Linked DNA regions of Mus musculus: region 2 is linked to region 1. The links are chromatin loops, found by intact Hi-C in ENCODE. Cell type or tissue: left cerebral cortex. All regions are shown on one strand.

Region 1 (8,000 bases):
ATCATCATTTTATAAACTAGTGAAATAAAACACAGCTGTTGGATGATTATGTCCTATGTACACCAGGGACCAGAATTCTAAGTACTTTATCCCAGGCTATAAGAGGAGGTAGAATTCTTTCTTTAATGATTCATTTCTTTCTTTTTATTTTATGTGCATTGGTTTTGCTTGCAGTTTTATTTGTGTGACAGTGTAGGATCCCCTGGAGCTGGAGTTACAGACAGTTGTGAGCTGCCGTATGGTTGCTGGGGATTGAACCTGGGTCCTCCAGAAGAGCAGTCAGCACTCTTAACTGCTGAGGCATCTCTCCAACACCAAGATGGAATTCTTAATGTTTTATACAAGTGACCCATAATTGCCTCTTCATTGCTTTTGAAATGAGGAGAAACAAGGACTGGGTAGGAAAATATAACAGGGTCCATATAAAACCTGCCCAGCATTTTACCCTGCTCCTGAGAGCTTTCTCTCCATCCTTACAACATGATAGAAATATGAAAGTATGTTTGTTAGGAATAGAGAATATAAAACTGAAGTTTATCCCCCAAACAGTGCCAGCTGGGAAGCAAGTGGAAGCACAGCCACAGGGGGCAGATATGTAGAGAGTCTCCCAAAGCCATCGCTGCCTCCTATCTTAGTTAGCTTCTGCCCACACTTTGCAATGCAAAGAGGAGAAATCTGTGACCACATGCACTGTGTCTGATAGCATATTCAAGTACATTTAGAGGGGACTGCAACATTGAACAATAAGAGCTCCAAGTCTCTAAAAGGCGACTCTGGGTTCCAGTGCAGTGAACAAAGACACCAAGCAAGATCCTTAATGCTTTAAGACTCTCACTCTGCATCTCAGACTAGGAATGAACTCGTCTCCACTTCCAGGAATCTTGTGATGATTAGCAAATCTTTGCAATGTTCTTAGCACTAGTCTAGGTAGATTACAACTACCTTCTTCAGCTCTAACAGCAGTTACTAACTTCAGTGGGAGAGGCAGGGGACATGGTCAATGACATCATGTGGGGGTCAGATGGAAACAGTTTTGGAGGATTGATTCTCCCCTTTCACCCCTGTTTTGAGGTAGTGCCTCTCTTACTGTTTCTTGCTGTGTAGAGTGTGCTGGTCTGTGGTCAGAATACCGGTCCTCTGATTTCTGCTTCCCACCTTGCTGTAGGAGTTCTGGATGACAGACACATGTCATTGCCACGTACAGCTTTTTACGTGGGTTCATGGGACCTGAACTCAGGTCATCAGCTTTGCTTGGTGTTGCTATGAAGAACCATGGCCAAGGCAGCTCTAGGAAAGAAAACGTTTCACTGGGGGCTTGATTACAGATTTAGAGTCCTGGTCCATTATCATCATGGCAAGGGACATGGTGGCATGCAAGGCATTGGAGCAGTAGTTGAGAGCTAATTTATAGGCCAAGGGAAGGAGGGAGGGAAAGGGGGGAGGGGGTGGGGGATGGGAGGAGAGGGGAGAGGGAAGGAGAGGGGAGAGGGAAGGGGAGGGGAGAGGGAAGGAGAAGGGAGAGGGGAGAGGGAGAGGAAGAGGGAGAGGGGACAGGGGATAGGGAGGGGGAGGGGGAGAGGGAGAGGATATGGGCTTCTTCAAACCGCAAAGCCCAACCCCCAGTGACACTTCCTCCAGCAAGGTCACACCTCCCGATCCTTCTCAAATAGTGCCACTTCCTGATGACTAGGCATTCAAACATTTGAACCGATGGGTCATGGGGGTGGGAGAGGTTGTTCTGCTATGCAGCTACGTTCTTCGGTCTCAGTGACAGAATGGCTTGTGTTTTATCAGGAGAGATCTCTGAGGTGTTTGTTTGTTTGTTTGTTTGTTTACTGTGATCTCCTAGTCAAGCTATAGTTCTCTGACATAAGCTATCTACCTAACTAATGTGCACTTGTACACATTTCATTCACAAATGAGCAGTGTTTCAGATTATCCCCATTTTCTCTAATTACCATTTCAAAATATACCAAAGAAATATGTTTCAATTGAGGTATACTCTGGGATCCCACAAGTGCTAAGTGGGAAGCAGATGTGGTTGTAAGAGTTCCAGAAGAGGCTACGCTCCATATATGGAACCCAGAAGAGGCCACTCTCAATGTGTGGAACCCAAACCTGAATGATAACAAGGATCTAGCTACACAGTACATAGAATAGGCCTGGATTGTGACAGGGGACAGAAAAGTGAAGGAAAGCTCAGAGTGGTCCCAGTGCAGAAAGGAGACAGTGAAGATAAACGTGAGATGGACCTACAGGATAGTGGGAGGCAATGAGAAGCCACCACAGCCTCTAACAGAGCAGTGATATAACCCAAGTACCTTCTACCGTCTTGGCTGCTGGGTAACAAGGGGTTGAATGAGCACCTGGTATATATGGGGGCCCGGGAGACCGTTATGAAGGTGTGGAATAGAGGGGTGGCTGGTACCCTGGTGGGATTGATGCTTCCAAAGGGTCAGGTTCCCAGACTCACCTGGATAAGCATAGTGTTTATGAGTAGGACCTGGAAAGATGCAGAGAAGTTATAGGATCCAGTCTGACTTTTGGAAGAACTGCTCCAGCTTGTGTGGCTAATGTTTAAAAAGCAGGGGATGCGTGGCTCTTTCTTTACAACATCTACAGTCAGTGGTAACTCATTGCACGCCAGACACAGTTAGAGGTCAGTCCCCCTCTCCCTTCCCCTCTCCCTCCCCCTCCCCCTCCCCCTCCCCCTCTGTGTCTGTCTGTCTGTCTATCTGCAAGGACCAAAGGCAACTTCAGGAGTCTTCCTTAATCATTCTTCACCACATTTTTTTTTTTTTTTTTTTTTTTTTTTTTTTTTTTACAACTGTGCACTCACTGCACCACCACCTGGCTTTCTTCTCACTGGGAATCTGAACTCAGGTTTTAAAGTAGATCCCAAACTCAGAGCCAAATGCTTACATGATCAGCACCTTACCAGCTGAGCCATCTCCCCAAGCCACTCTCTAGGAACTTCTGAGTGGAATTCATTACTTTAGGCTAGGTGATCGATCCATGAATGTAAGGAAAGAAGAAAGGAGAGGGGATCCCCTGTCCCTGCTTGAGGCTTGGGGGTGAGTGTAAGGCCACCCCTGTCCAGGAACAAACCTGGAAGAGGATTTCCTGATGGATGGGACTTCCCATGGCATTGCAATCTCAACAGCCAAGGTGACAAAGCAGCAGGGGTCTCAGCTAAGGACCTGAAGAGAGTGTGGAAAAGAAGTGTTACAGGATTGAACATCAGCTCAGCTTTGCAGTCAAAACAGGCTGGAACTGGAAATGGCCTACTTGCTTGCAACTCAGTATTTCCCTTAGCATGTGTGAGTTCAGTCCTCTGAACTATAAGAAATAAAGTGTGTGTGTGCCCATGTGTTTGCACGTGTGTGTGTGTGTGTGTGTGTGTGTGTGTGTGCCAAGAAATAAAGCTGCTTCTGACAGTACCAGCAGAGGAAAGGGGCCCCAGCCTCATTGTGAAAGAGTTGGGCTTTGTATTTGTTTAGAACCATTTTTTTTCCAGAGCAAAAATCTGATTCAAACCCAGTTTCACATTCCTTCTTGATCATATCAGCATGAAATGAGACTGGTGGCCCTTAGTGCAGATCCTTAAACACTCACCCATCAGCCACCCCAACAGTACTTGCAAAATATTTCTCTCCTGTTGGGTGTGAGACCTCTGAACTGTCAGAGATTCTCACAGCAGTCCTTGGAAGAGAATCTAGAAGAAGGAAGAGACAATTGGATGTGAGCTAGAGCCTGTAGCTCAGAGATAGAGCTTTGGCCTAGCACCAACAATGCCTAGGTGTCACCCTCCACCTAAATGCAAGGATTTGTTTTCTTGATAAAAGTTTGTGAGTCTTCACTGCCGGGGTAGCCTGGCAATCATGGTGGTGAAGTGACTTCCCTTTTGCTAGGGTAAGATGAAACCTCACCTCCGACCTGGAGGGTTGATGGATGCATTTTGAAAACCAGAGATGGCCAGGTTTTGAACAGAGATTTAGACAAGTATTATTTTGCTAAGTGGATGCTTGTGCCCCGCTACTTTTATTTTATTTTATCAACTGTGTTTTGACAATTCATGGGGGATGGAAATGTGTCTAAAGCAATTTGAGCTCATCAGGCAGTAAACATTTAAACATACAATGTGAATTGAGTTATTGTTCTTGTGAGTTCTTTTCTTGCCTGTTTTTGAAAGGGAGCCCTGGCTGGTTCCCTTGCCTCCCCCAGGTCTCTTGCAATGGAGGTCTCCCTCTCCTAGGGACATAGTGAATCCTTGACAATAGCCCTATGACTGGGTTATCTTATAGCAACCTCCATTCTCCCGGAGTTAAGGGGAGATTAACATTCAAGACAATTGGACTAGATCGAGGGGGGATGGGGGGGGAGAGCTGCGCCTCCAGCCATCGGATCTGCATTCTCTGGCTCGCAGGGTAGGAGAGGGCTTGCGGCATGGGCTGGGGCTGGGTGGGTTTGGGTGTCTTGTAATGAAAAGGGGAGTCCTCCAGATCACAATCATCCTCCTTAGCATCTCCTTAAGCGCTTCAGATGAGCGCAGCCTCTCTGGTCTCCGAGCTAACTTTGCGTAGCTTGCGGGTGCGGCTAGGATCACTGGGAAAGAAGCCAGAAGCGGCTCAGGGGGGTGACTTGGGGTGTCCTTGGCCGGATTGGGCGCTAGGGAGGCAGAAGATCTCATTGTTGTCCTGGGATCCAGTGGCGAAAGGAGGCCCCTCCAGCGGGCCCGCGCTCAATCCCTGCTTCGCAAGCGATCGAGCGGCCACCCCGCCAGGCTCCGGTGCGCGGCACCATGCGGAGGAGCGGGCACCGCGGGCAACGGGTCTCCGCGCGGGAAAGGGGCGGGCTGGTGGCCGTGCGCCCTGGCGCTGGGCCAGGCTCGGCGTGAGCAGCGGCGCGAGCGGGCGATGGGCTGACGGAGCCCCGTGGCGGGCGCGGCGGGGACTGGGGTGGCGGCGGGGGCGGGGACGGGGACGGGCGCGCCAGCACCGGCGGGGCGGCTGTGGGCGCCTCGGAGGAGGCGGAGGCGGCGCCGGGCTCCCCAGGCCGCCTGGTAGGCCAAGGGCCTGCGCCCGGGACGAATGGGAAGCTGGTTTCCGTGGACTAGCCTCTTAGAATCCGAAGTTCCTCGGCTCCTTTAGAAGAGCACAAAAAATAAAAGGTAACGTGTCTTTGTTTCCTGGTCGCGGTGGCGGGGGAGCGATTGATGATGCTGTACTTCTGAACCCATTTTCGGGGCTGGGCTGGGCAGCAGGAACCTGCCACTTCTTTTCTGGGGGCTTGGGGGCTTTCATTTCGCGTCTGTTACATTTTTAAAATGCAAGCCCCACGTGGGGCAAATACGATGCTACCTTCTACCAGCCCTTCCCCCTACACACACACACACACACACACACACACACACAATCACACACACACACACGTTCCTTTGGCATCACAACCCACACTCTGAATTTCACATGGAGAAATAAAAGGTTTCTATAGTCTTAGCTGGTTGGGTTTTTAACCCCCACCCCCCCCCCGTATACAGTCCTTTGGGTGCCGGAGAAGGCTCTTCACAAGGTGGCCGGAGGCCGGGCAGCCTCAGCTGCGGGAGCCTGATGAGAGGAACCGGCTTTTCCTTTCCAGATGGCTGCAGAGTTTGATGCAGTGAAAATGGGAACTGGTGAGGGGAGAAGAGTAGGGAACCCCCGTTTGTACCCGCTTCTTTAAAAAAAGGCTAAATGAGGTGCGTTTGTACTGCAGGCAGCTGCCCAGATGTTGGTGTACATTGGGTTTTTAGGAAGGTCTCTCCAGCGCGGCTCTTTGAAAGGCGTGTGGGCTGCCTGTGTGTAACCAGTAACTCACTGCCTTTCTCTGGTCCCTTGCTTGTTAGCAGAGTAACTGCTCAGTCAATTCAGACAAATTTTGCTAAATTTCCAAGGGATGGCTGTTCTAATAATAGCTCTAACCGTGGCTCCTTAATAGACATCCTCATTTTGAATGATGCAGCAGTGCCAGCTCTCTGGGAAGCGTAGCTTGCTGAGCGCTGAGCTCCAATGCCTGGAAAGGACTCCCTGACCCCACCATGAATGGACCAGGCGTTGCCTCCCCTATGAATGGAACATCCCAACAGAGGCCGCCTCTGCTGCTCCTGACTCCTTTCAGTTGGAATCCTCCCCGAACCTGATGAGAGGGATGCTCAGAAAACCTAGACAGGCACATTTCTAAATATAGGATGGTCCCTGTTCAGTTTTGGATTGATGGCTGCGTTTAACTGCAGGATGGTTCCACTGCCTCTACCCCCAACTCAGCATGGGCTAGCCTCAGCCTTTCCCTAAACCTTTTGATTGATGTGTGGGAAAGCACCAGTCCAAAAAAAAAAAAAAAAAAAAATCAAAAACCCAGGACAAACTGCAGAGTTCATGAAAGGCGGCACAGGCTCTGGGGAAAGTACCTTTAGAGCTGGCTGCAAATCTGCGTCCCTTAGACTTCATGAACCAGGATATGCATGCCTGCATCAAAACATGCAACAGAGTGCTGGGGCCTGGAGAACATTTCATTGTTTGTTGTTTCTGGTCTTTCAATTGCATTAAACTCATTCATCGCTTTTGGCCCCTAAAAATCAGAGTCTCAGATCAGCAGGAAGTCTGGTTTTAGTGTCTTAAGTGTTACTTGACTCTCACAACCTTGAGTTCAGGAGACGGGCTAACTTGTACATTGTCTTCTGTAGACTAAGTGATCCATTTTCTTGCCAGCGAAGTTTTCCCAAGCACAACAGGAATAATAATCCTGTGGCGATTAGATTGGACCGCATTTCATGCTTAGACGTCACAAAGCCTCTTCCATTTACTTTAATTGGAGGTAATATTTGGACATGGTTTGAAATGACGATGTAGGGTCTAGTAAAGGAACATAAAGTTGCCTCTAGAGAAGTTGCCAAGAAGTGAGGGCTAATGTGAGTAGAGATAATATTATATTTATTTATTTTTAAGTTGAGTCTTTTTGGATTATGAGAGAATTGTTTCAATAGACAGGAGGATTGGGTAAATTCTCCGCTCTCTTTTGTTTGAACCAACTATGAGCTGTCACCACTGTTGCTCTATTCTTTTAGTTTTTGTCCTGAACTAATTTGCTTAATAAGACTTCTTTTTATGGCCCTGGGCCTCGGTAATTTTAGACATCTTGACAAGTCCCCTGGTAGCCCAGCAGGTGGCTAGTGCCATTAGTATGATTTTGCCATTGGGGAAACTGAGTCCCCTTGAGGTTCAGCAAGTTTCTGGTTTCTTAATCCATGAGATTTGTATACCAGATGTGTACAGTAGTGATTTAATTGTCCCAGCAAAGTTAGAGCCCAAGGCCAAGATAAGAGATGAGGCATTGTCTGGGTCCTGGAGCTTTGGGAAAGCACGAAGAATGGTAGGTAGGCAAGTGTAGTCGAGGAGAATTCTCTTGAGTCAACCTTGGTCTGAGGGAGAGAAACGTTGCCATTGTTCTATGATAGGAAGTAGAAGACCTGAAACTGTCAAGAAGTCTATTAAGGAGCTGGGCTGGGTGGCTTTTGTCTTTAGGTAATTGTGGGCTGGCCTCCCCAAAGACTGTGACTAATTTTGCTTTCTAATTGCTGAACTTGTGCTCACAGTGTTTATGCTAATGACCTCTTTTCCCAGATATCTCGAAAATCATATTCTTATCATTTACAACTCTACACTTATCCTTATTGCATTTAAACTAATACTCACTGGGTGCCTGAGATCACGAATTTACACTTTAAAGATTACAGCACAACAGTTTTGTTCCAGAGAAAATTCTAGTTTTGTAGGTTGAATTGAGACATACATATGTTAACAGTTAACTAGCTTAGCAAGTTATCTTAAAACATGCCGTACACAGCATCAGAAAGTCTGAGTTCATCACCAGCTTTTTAAGTCTCTCTGGCTCTCTTCTGTCTCTGCCTCTTTCTGTTCCCCTCCTCCTCCCCCTTCCTCCCTTTAGTATTAGGCATTAAACCC
Region 2 (8,000 bases), 580 kb before region 1:
CTGGGGTAAATAAAGCTAAGCAGGGAGCAGAGGGAGGGTATGGAAGATGAGGAGCAAGGACAGAAATGGTAACTGAGGGTATATGTAAAAGCCATAGAAACCTATTATTTTATAAGCTTGTAAAAAATAAAAAAACTAAAAGAAATAGGTTGAATAGAGGTACTCTCCATAGCAGGAGGATGCTGCTCCCAGAAGCCATGAGCTATTAAATAAAAATCTCAGTGCCAGTGCTAAGTGTGGAATATGCCCTATGAATTATTAGTCAAAAAGTCTCGAGAAGCCAAAATAAATCCAGGCTATTGACACTGCTCACCAGAACTTGAAAGGAAGCCCATATTGGTGAAGACATCACATTACTTGGGTCACAGGAGATCAAAATCAAGCTGGGATTGGAAGTTTTCTCCTAATGCCTAGCTTTCAGGGAGCCAGAAGGTGCTGTGTGTGCAGGGAGAGAAAAGTCACTAACAACTGCTTCAAGTGAATTCTGGAAACTACAATAAAACCTGTCAGGCAAAATGTGGTCTTTGGTGCAAAAGGAGCATAAATGTTATGGGAGTAGCCAGTTGTTTCCTGATGGGATTTGAGGTCTGTTCTGTAGGAGGAAATGAATGCCATCTGATTATATATATATATATATATATATATATATATATATATATATATATATATATATATGAAGAGAGAGAGAGAGGGGGGGAGGGAGGGAGGGAGGAATGGGAGGTGTGAAACTACTAATACTATATATTATACATATATTAATAGCATACTATATAGTATATTTTATATATGCTAATATAGTTCATTATATTTTTATTATATATGTATATATGTGCATATATATATAGTCAAAAGATTTAAAAAATTAGAAAGAAATAAGAATAAAAGCCCAGAAGCCTGTCTCATAGATGTGCTCATGAAATGTCTAAATGCCCAGTGAACAGTAGCTAGCTACAATTTCCTGGGTGTTACTATTATCATTGGTTCTAGTGATAATGAGGAGAGTTTGTAATACCAACAAAATTCATACCGGATCTTTTTCCAGTTGAGGGAATTCTCCAAAATCCAAGACAAGAACTCCTCCACAAATTGTGACTTCAAATCATTGTGAATGAGACCAGCGTGCATCAGCAGAACATCTGATGGCCAACTATCAGTAGGTAAAGGACTGCATTTGCTATGGTTCTTTCGGATCCCGTCCCTAGGGTCCTGACAAGAGGCCTTCAGATCTCCCCATGCATTTTCCAAGGACAGTGTTTTCAGCTCCCCCCCCCCCCCCCGTTCTCATCAGGGTCTCGTCAGGGTAAACACTAGGCTGGAGTCTGGTTGGAGGCAAACAGAGGATTCCCTCTCCCACTGAGCCCTGAGTCTTTATCTTCCTCTCCCCCCTTCCCCTCAAGCCCAAGAACTAGTATTCACCTCTGAAGATTAAACCCAAGAACACCCCTCTCTGTGAATCCTTGAACCGGATGCATCTGATCGGCCATTGTGGTTAAAACCTGAGCCTAGTCCTCTGGCTGCCCCCATCTTAAGGCATGATGGGTGTTGCTGGTTTACTTCCATGCATCAGTTATTTTGTGTTACTCTGATAAAATATCTGATGAAAGCAACTTAAGGAAGGGTGTGACAAAGGATATAGTCCTTCGTGGTGAGGTGGCACGAAGGTGACAATGACTTTAGCTGTAGTGGCAAGGGCTTCAGGCAGGTGGTTATATTGTGCCCATGGCCAGGAAGCAGAGGAGATGAATCTGTTGGTCTGTTTACTAGTTTTTTTCTTCTGTTCTTCCTTTTTATACAATCTAGGATGCATACCCATTTGATAATGATGCCCATATTCAACCCAAGTCTTGTTTACCAGTTGAATCTCTCTGGAAACCTTCACAGTCATACCTAGAGGTGTATCTCCTGGGTGATTCTAAATTTGATCTAATTGACAATGAATATTAATTATTTCATTTTCCAAACATAGGCGGTCTCATGGATTTGAACTATCTCTTGCTACTCTTGGTAGCTAGTATAATTTACAGTTATACTGGAATATAATGGGTCCATATGATGAAGGCGTTGCTCCCTGTGTGGCACTATGGGGTGGAAGTAGAACCTTTTAGGGGTGGGGGAAGGGCCTAATGGAAGCGATTTTGCTGTTTTTAAGGCGAGGTCTTGGTGTGCAGCTCAAGCCACTTAATACTTGCTAGGTAGCCCAGGCTGGTCTTGAACACACAGCAGGTCTCTGTTCTCTTTGAGTGCTGGGACTGCAGGTGTGCACCAGAAGCTGCCTCCAGTGGCGGTGCTCAGGCCTCTTCAAAGAGGACAGTAGATGGCACCTCAGCCCCTTCCCCTTTCTTCTGCCTTTGCACCATAAGTGGATAGCTCTGCCCTACCACACGCTCCCCGCCATGAGAGGACTAGATGCAACAGACCCTAGAGCAATAGTAACCAATGCAGACCCCCAAACCTAAATATATCTTTGTAAATGGAGCTTTTCTTTCCTCTTTGTAAGTAGATCATCTCAGATATTTATGCTAGTGGCAGAAAGCTAACAGTGACCTCTGAGCCACAATGATACCATCCCCTTCTGTGAATCCTTGGACCAGGTGCATCTGATTGGATCTGGTCACAGAAGATACTTTGCGAAGTATTCGGATGAATCAACAACCGAGAATCACCGCCAGGAAGGAGGAACTGCCACACCTTCCTTTGTTTATGTTTCCTAGCTGTGGCCTACACAAACCCACATTCAGCCTGACAGAGAGCGGGATCGGTGCTTTCCGGAACCTACTGAAAAACTGGTATTATGATTATATTTTCATGTTCCAGACTTATTGAAATGGCTTTTAGTCCCTATGCTAAGGTCAAAGGTTTAATGGATGCTTAAAAAATCTATTATTTTTATTTCCTACATTTGAGTATTTGCCTGCACATGTGTATGTGTACCACGTGTATCGCTGATGATGGCAGAGTCCAGAAGAGGGTGTTGGATCCCCTGCAGCTGGAGTCACAGATGGTTGTGAGCCTCCTGATGTGAGTGCTGAGAACTGAACCCAGGTCCTCTGGAAGAGCAGCAAGTGCTCTTAACTACTGAGCACCTTATAGGTGTCTAATAATACTTTTTAATCACGTGACATTTTGCTCAAGTCTTCTTTAAACTAGTATGTTGGCTTATATTTACCCATTCTCAATTTTCTTAGTTTTCCAGGAAGGGAGAAAAACCCACTTTTAACATTTTAAATTTAAATTTAAATTTAAATTTTAACATTTAAATGAATACTAGCCTTCAAAGAAACTCTAATAATCACAAGGTAAGAGGTAAATATGGGGGTGAACAGCAACAGCGAGCAGTAGACAAGTAACTCAACACTAGAGGTCCCTCTCTTCTTAAGATCTAAAGGCCTGCCCTGTCTGGGATCTTAGCCAGCTTCAGTGGCTTCTGACTGGGAACAGAAAGTGAGGAGCAAAGGAAATCTGAACCAGAGAATTCTTTGTGGCATTGCAAATTAGATCTCAGGCAGCAGAGGCCTGCATCACTGAGTTCTGGCTCGCCCACAAAGTATTTGCTCCCCAACTCTCAGCCCCAGCTTCATTTTGTTCTATTTCTATCTGCTTCTTAATTTAGCCATGTGACTGCATTCAAACCCTTTTATCTCGTCCCCATCTGGAAGGCAATCTGGGTTGGTCCTGAATTTTTATTCCTGTGGAATAGAAGAGAGTGACAGAGTCCCCACTGCTCCTCCGAGGGTCACTGCGATGCCGAGGTGAACTGAGGGATTTCACAGATCAGGTGGCAAGGGCTCATGGCAGACAGGAAGAAGCTGACATTATTCACACGCAGCTAGCAAGTCAGAGAAATGAGGGCTTAGATGAGGGCTGTTGTTTTCCAGCAAGGGCCAGTGTCTGGCAGGCAAAGAACTAAGGAGACAGTCTCGTGAGAAGGCCAGAGCTTGCTTTTAAAACCGGGAAGACAATGGCGACCAATACTGGGAAGGAAATGGAAAGATCACATAGGAAAGGAAAGCTCTCTTCTTCGTCTTAGTAGTGTCACCTCCGGTGAAGAAGGGGACACCGAGGGTGACAGTCTCTTTGGAGGTCTCCATGATGCTCATGTTTTTCTTTTTAATGTTGTGTGAAATTTTAGCTTCATTGTGAAGTCTAGACAGAGCCTGGTCCTTTCTCTGTGTCTGTCTCCCAGAGGCTTCTGTTTTCTTCTACAGACACACATACCTCAGCATCCTTTGTGGCCTGGTGGTGGAGCTGGAAGCAGCATTGGACACTCTGTAGTGACCAGAAGTAGTGTGTGTGTGTGTGGTATTTGTGTGGTGTGTGTGGTATGTGTTTGTGTGGTGTGTGTGTGTGTGGGGGTGTGGTGTGTATGCTTGTGTGGTGTGTGTATGTGTGTGTGGTGTGTGTATGTGTGTGTGGTGTGTGTGTGTGCTTGTGTGGTATGTGTGTGTGTGGTGTGTGTCTGCTTGTGTGTGGTACATGTGTGTGTATGTGTGCTTTATGTGGTGTGTGTGTGTGTGTGTGTGTGTGTGTGTGTGTGTGGTGTGTCTGTGCATGCAAGCACTTGTGCAAGGCTCATGGTGACTCTGGAAGGAGGTCCAGAAAATTTAGTCAAAACAACGTTACAGTCTAGAAATGGGATCATAAACTCTGGGGACTAGAGGATAAGTCCTTGGCCTTGGAAGCTCCTTTCTCCATTGTGCTAAGTTCAGCCTGAGAAAAACCAGTTCAGGGCTCATGGCCTATGTGCAAGAGCTATGCCTAGTGTTTCTTAGGTCTCAGTCCCCAGTCCCTTTGTTGTCTGTTACCATGTCTAGTGTTCCTTGGGTTCTAGTGTTTCCAAACCTAGGAATTTCCTGAGAATCTCCTGACTAAAATGGCTGTTCTCACACACAGCCAGATACGTCCTTAATGATTTCTACCAAATCCAGTGGCTTTGAATTTGGCATCCATTGCATTCTGCAAAGGCAATCTGAGCCCGAAAAACGCTTTGGCAGTGAGAGCCATCTGCCTGTGGAGAGGCTGGACCCAGTTTAGGAGAGGCAGAAAATTATGCAAATTATCAGTGCAATCTGACATTCACCATTTAACTGACTCAGTCCAGAGTTGATTGTATAAAGAAGGAAGGCTACATGTAGCTGGATGCCTGGGCTGGAAATCTTTGTGTACTGTGTTCAGGTACTTGTTATATGAGGTGGGCAGAGAACAACCTTGGATATCCATCTTGTTTTATGCATTAGGCTCTCAGGCTTGGAGCTCACCAAGTAGGCTAGACTTGGTTACCCAGTGAACCCCAGGTATCCTCCTGTCTCCTTTTTTCAACTGTTTATAATTAAACGTGCTACTACAGCTTTTTGTTTGCTTGTTTGTTTGTTTGTTAAACATCTGCTCTTGAATCCAACTTAGGCTCTTGGCTCTTGTACTTGTGTGCCAAGCCCTCTACTGACTGAGCTGTCTCGACAGCCCTTAAATGGGTTTTCCATCTACATGACTAACGGTGGTCATAGCTACCTTCCTTTTGCCGGGAGAGTACAGAGAAGTTGGAGAACACTGGTCCTCATGTTGGGAAAGCTCTACTTAAGTTTCTTGTCACCTGAGTGCTAGCAGTTGTGGAATAGTTTACAGATGGGGATACATTGTTACCCCAGAACTCCATTCCAGGTTTAGTAAAACAAAAACAAAAACAAAAACAAAAACAAAAACAAACAAACAAACAAACAAAACAAAACAAAACAAAAACAAAACAGCTGTCTGTGGCAGAGCCACAATAGGTTTCCCATGTGGTTTGGCATCTCTGGGCTCACCCACAGTAGTGAGATGTCCCAGGAAACACCTTTGATTCTATGCTTCCTTAACTTTCTCTATAAGGAAACACATCTCAGTTTCAAATGATTGAGCAGGGACACCTGCTCATTGCTGATGGCTTGAAGCTTTGGGAGACAGGATTCATGACCTGACAGCAGTATTCTTGTTAATTCAGGGACTGGCAGGGTGCAGCCTCAGGCCCCAGGGGAAATGGGATTTTCTGGTGGTCTCACACCTTGTTTTGTCTTGAACACATTCACTCTCCTATGAGATGAACAGACTCTAAAATGAAATCCAATTAACCTTTAGCAGTGAGCAAGCTGGGCACTGGCGAAGCACATTCGTTTTTTTCCCAATTCTTCAGTTGTCATGACACCAAGAGATGATAGTACATGGGGGGACCTAATAGTCATTGCGTTTTTATAGCTTGGCAATTAACTTCTTCATTTTTATAGCAGCCTGGAAGGCCGGGGTGTTGAAGGTAATGGGTGTTCATCATGGCTTCCCTCGCTTCTGAGTTTATGCAGGTAGTCACAACACCCCCCACAGTCTCCCTTCTATGGGATTCTGATGAAATACCAGCAGCCCAGGAAGAATGGGGGCTTTACATTACTGCTACTTCTTCATTTTTGGGAGACGATAGGACTCTGTTTACAAACCGTTATGTACCAAATTACTTCCAGCTTTTAGTAGCCTAAGCATCACAGATCAAGTTTCTTTGTGATCAATTTGATCACAAATGGGGCGGGGCCATACATTACAAAATGTATCTTCTTACCTTCCTATGGGTAGGAAGGCTGAGGCTTGGCTTCTCTGCAGCCCTTCTCCCTCTGTAGTGAATGATCACGCTGCATGTGTGTCTGAGTCTTAATCTCTTCTCGTGGAGACAGCAGCCAGTTTGGATTAGGACTACTGACCTTATTTTAACTGAACTCAAGATTCAATCTCCAAATATAATACCATTCCCAGGCCAAGAGGATTGGGGTTTAATAAATGAGGTTTTGGGCGGATATAACCCTGACAACCATGTATTTACAATACAGACTGAGGTCAGAGGGCACAAAATGTGGGACCTTAGTCATGAGGAGGAGAGACGTGGGGGAGCTGTGGCCTCCCAGGCATACTTTCTCTCTCTCTCTCTCTCTCTCTCTCTCTCTCTCTCTCCCCCACCCCCCTCACGTCTTAGCATCTCCACATTTTCTCCATGTGTATGGAGTGTTGTTTCTTTCAGGGTAGAGAGTCTACAGCAGGACTTTTTGCAACTCAGCCTTAGAAGTAATTGTGAATCACCCTTTCCTCTGGGGCCGATATAGAATCAGTTTGATTTGACACAGATGAAATATAAGACGTGTATGTGTGTGTGAAGGAGCATGTGCAGGGGTGGACATGGGATCGGGGAGTGTCAACATCCAACTTGCAGGAGAGAGCATGGACCTGGCTCACAAAGCTGGGAGGAGACGTGTGTGGGCGTGGCGCTAGTGCCCAGCCCTCCTCAGAGGGCTCCTAAACTGACATCTCAGCTTGTTCCAGGCCAGCCAAAGCTAAATAGAGGGAACTTGTCTCAATGGTACCCTGCAGAGGGCAAAACAATGTGTCACTTTCTGTACACATGCACACACACATACACGCACATGTGCACACACACACGTGCACGCACACGCGCATTCACACACACACATGCACACACATGCACAGGTGCGTGCACACACACGCACAGGGAAGCCTTGTAAAATTGCCCTGGGTTACAGTTGATGTAAATGGATTTCATAGAATCCAGTGTTTGCTCCACTTGCTAGGATTACCGAGTGGTCTCTGGCAGGGCCTCACTGCCACCTTCTTCACTGGTTTTGGACTTTGCTGCCATCACTGGAATTCTTGCCATGCATATTAAGTTTTACTCATGTACACCCTTCCTTGCTCAGAGCTACTGTATTTTTTTTCAGTCAGTTTGGCGATATTTCTAGACAGCCCCTTACAGGCTAGGCCTGGGACCTGGCAGTGGGATGTGAGGATGCTCTTCCACTTTTGGGAGGGTCAAGGACCTGGACTCAATATGATGCGTGTAATAATAATAATAAAAAGTCCAAGGAAATTAGTGAAGATGTGAGGAAGAGATTCCGTGAAAGTTCCATGAGGAGATCTTCACAGCTGTGGGGAGTTCCAGGTACAAACCTGGCAAGAGCTTGATGGGCGGAGCCAGG

Evidence for each region. Peaks named below come from ENCODE experiments on the same cell type or tissue, not always from the same donor. Only the 100,000 strongest peaks of a DNase experiment are listed, where the experiment ranks them.
Region 2: it touches region 1 in a loop (3-fold over the local background); 3 of 42 quality-filtered maps call a loop at or near these places.

What each region holds. Positions count from the first base shown.
Region 1 is chr2:4,396,424-4,404,423 of GRCm38, forward strand. The region is part of intron 1 of Frmd4a (FERM domain containing 4A); the gene reads left to right. Among named protein-coding and RNA genes, the nearest start is that of Gm23691, 19 kb to the left of the region's middle. In left cerebral cortex, a CTCF peak has its summit at 574; DNase peaks (open chromatin) are centred at 4,741, 5,144 and 5,992; H3K4me3 peaks cover 1,808 bases; H3K27ac peaks cover 1,055 bases.
Region 2 is chr2:3,812,843-3,820,842 of GRCm38, forward strand. It overlaps Gm36031 (a long non-coding RNA gene), which reads left to right. Exons shown (of 5, transcript XR_373951.3): 3 at 1,043-1,157; 4 at 2,592-2,786. Among named protein-coding and RNA genes, the nearest start is that of Gm36031, 9.0 kb to the left of the region's middle. In left cerebral cortex, a CTCF peak has its summit at 3,359; DNase peaks (open chromatin) are centred at 3,009, 3,497 and 5,008; H3K27ac peaks cover 1,117 bases.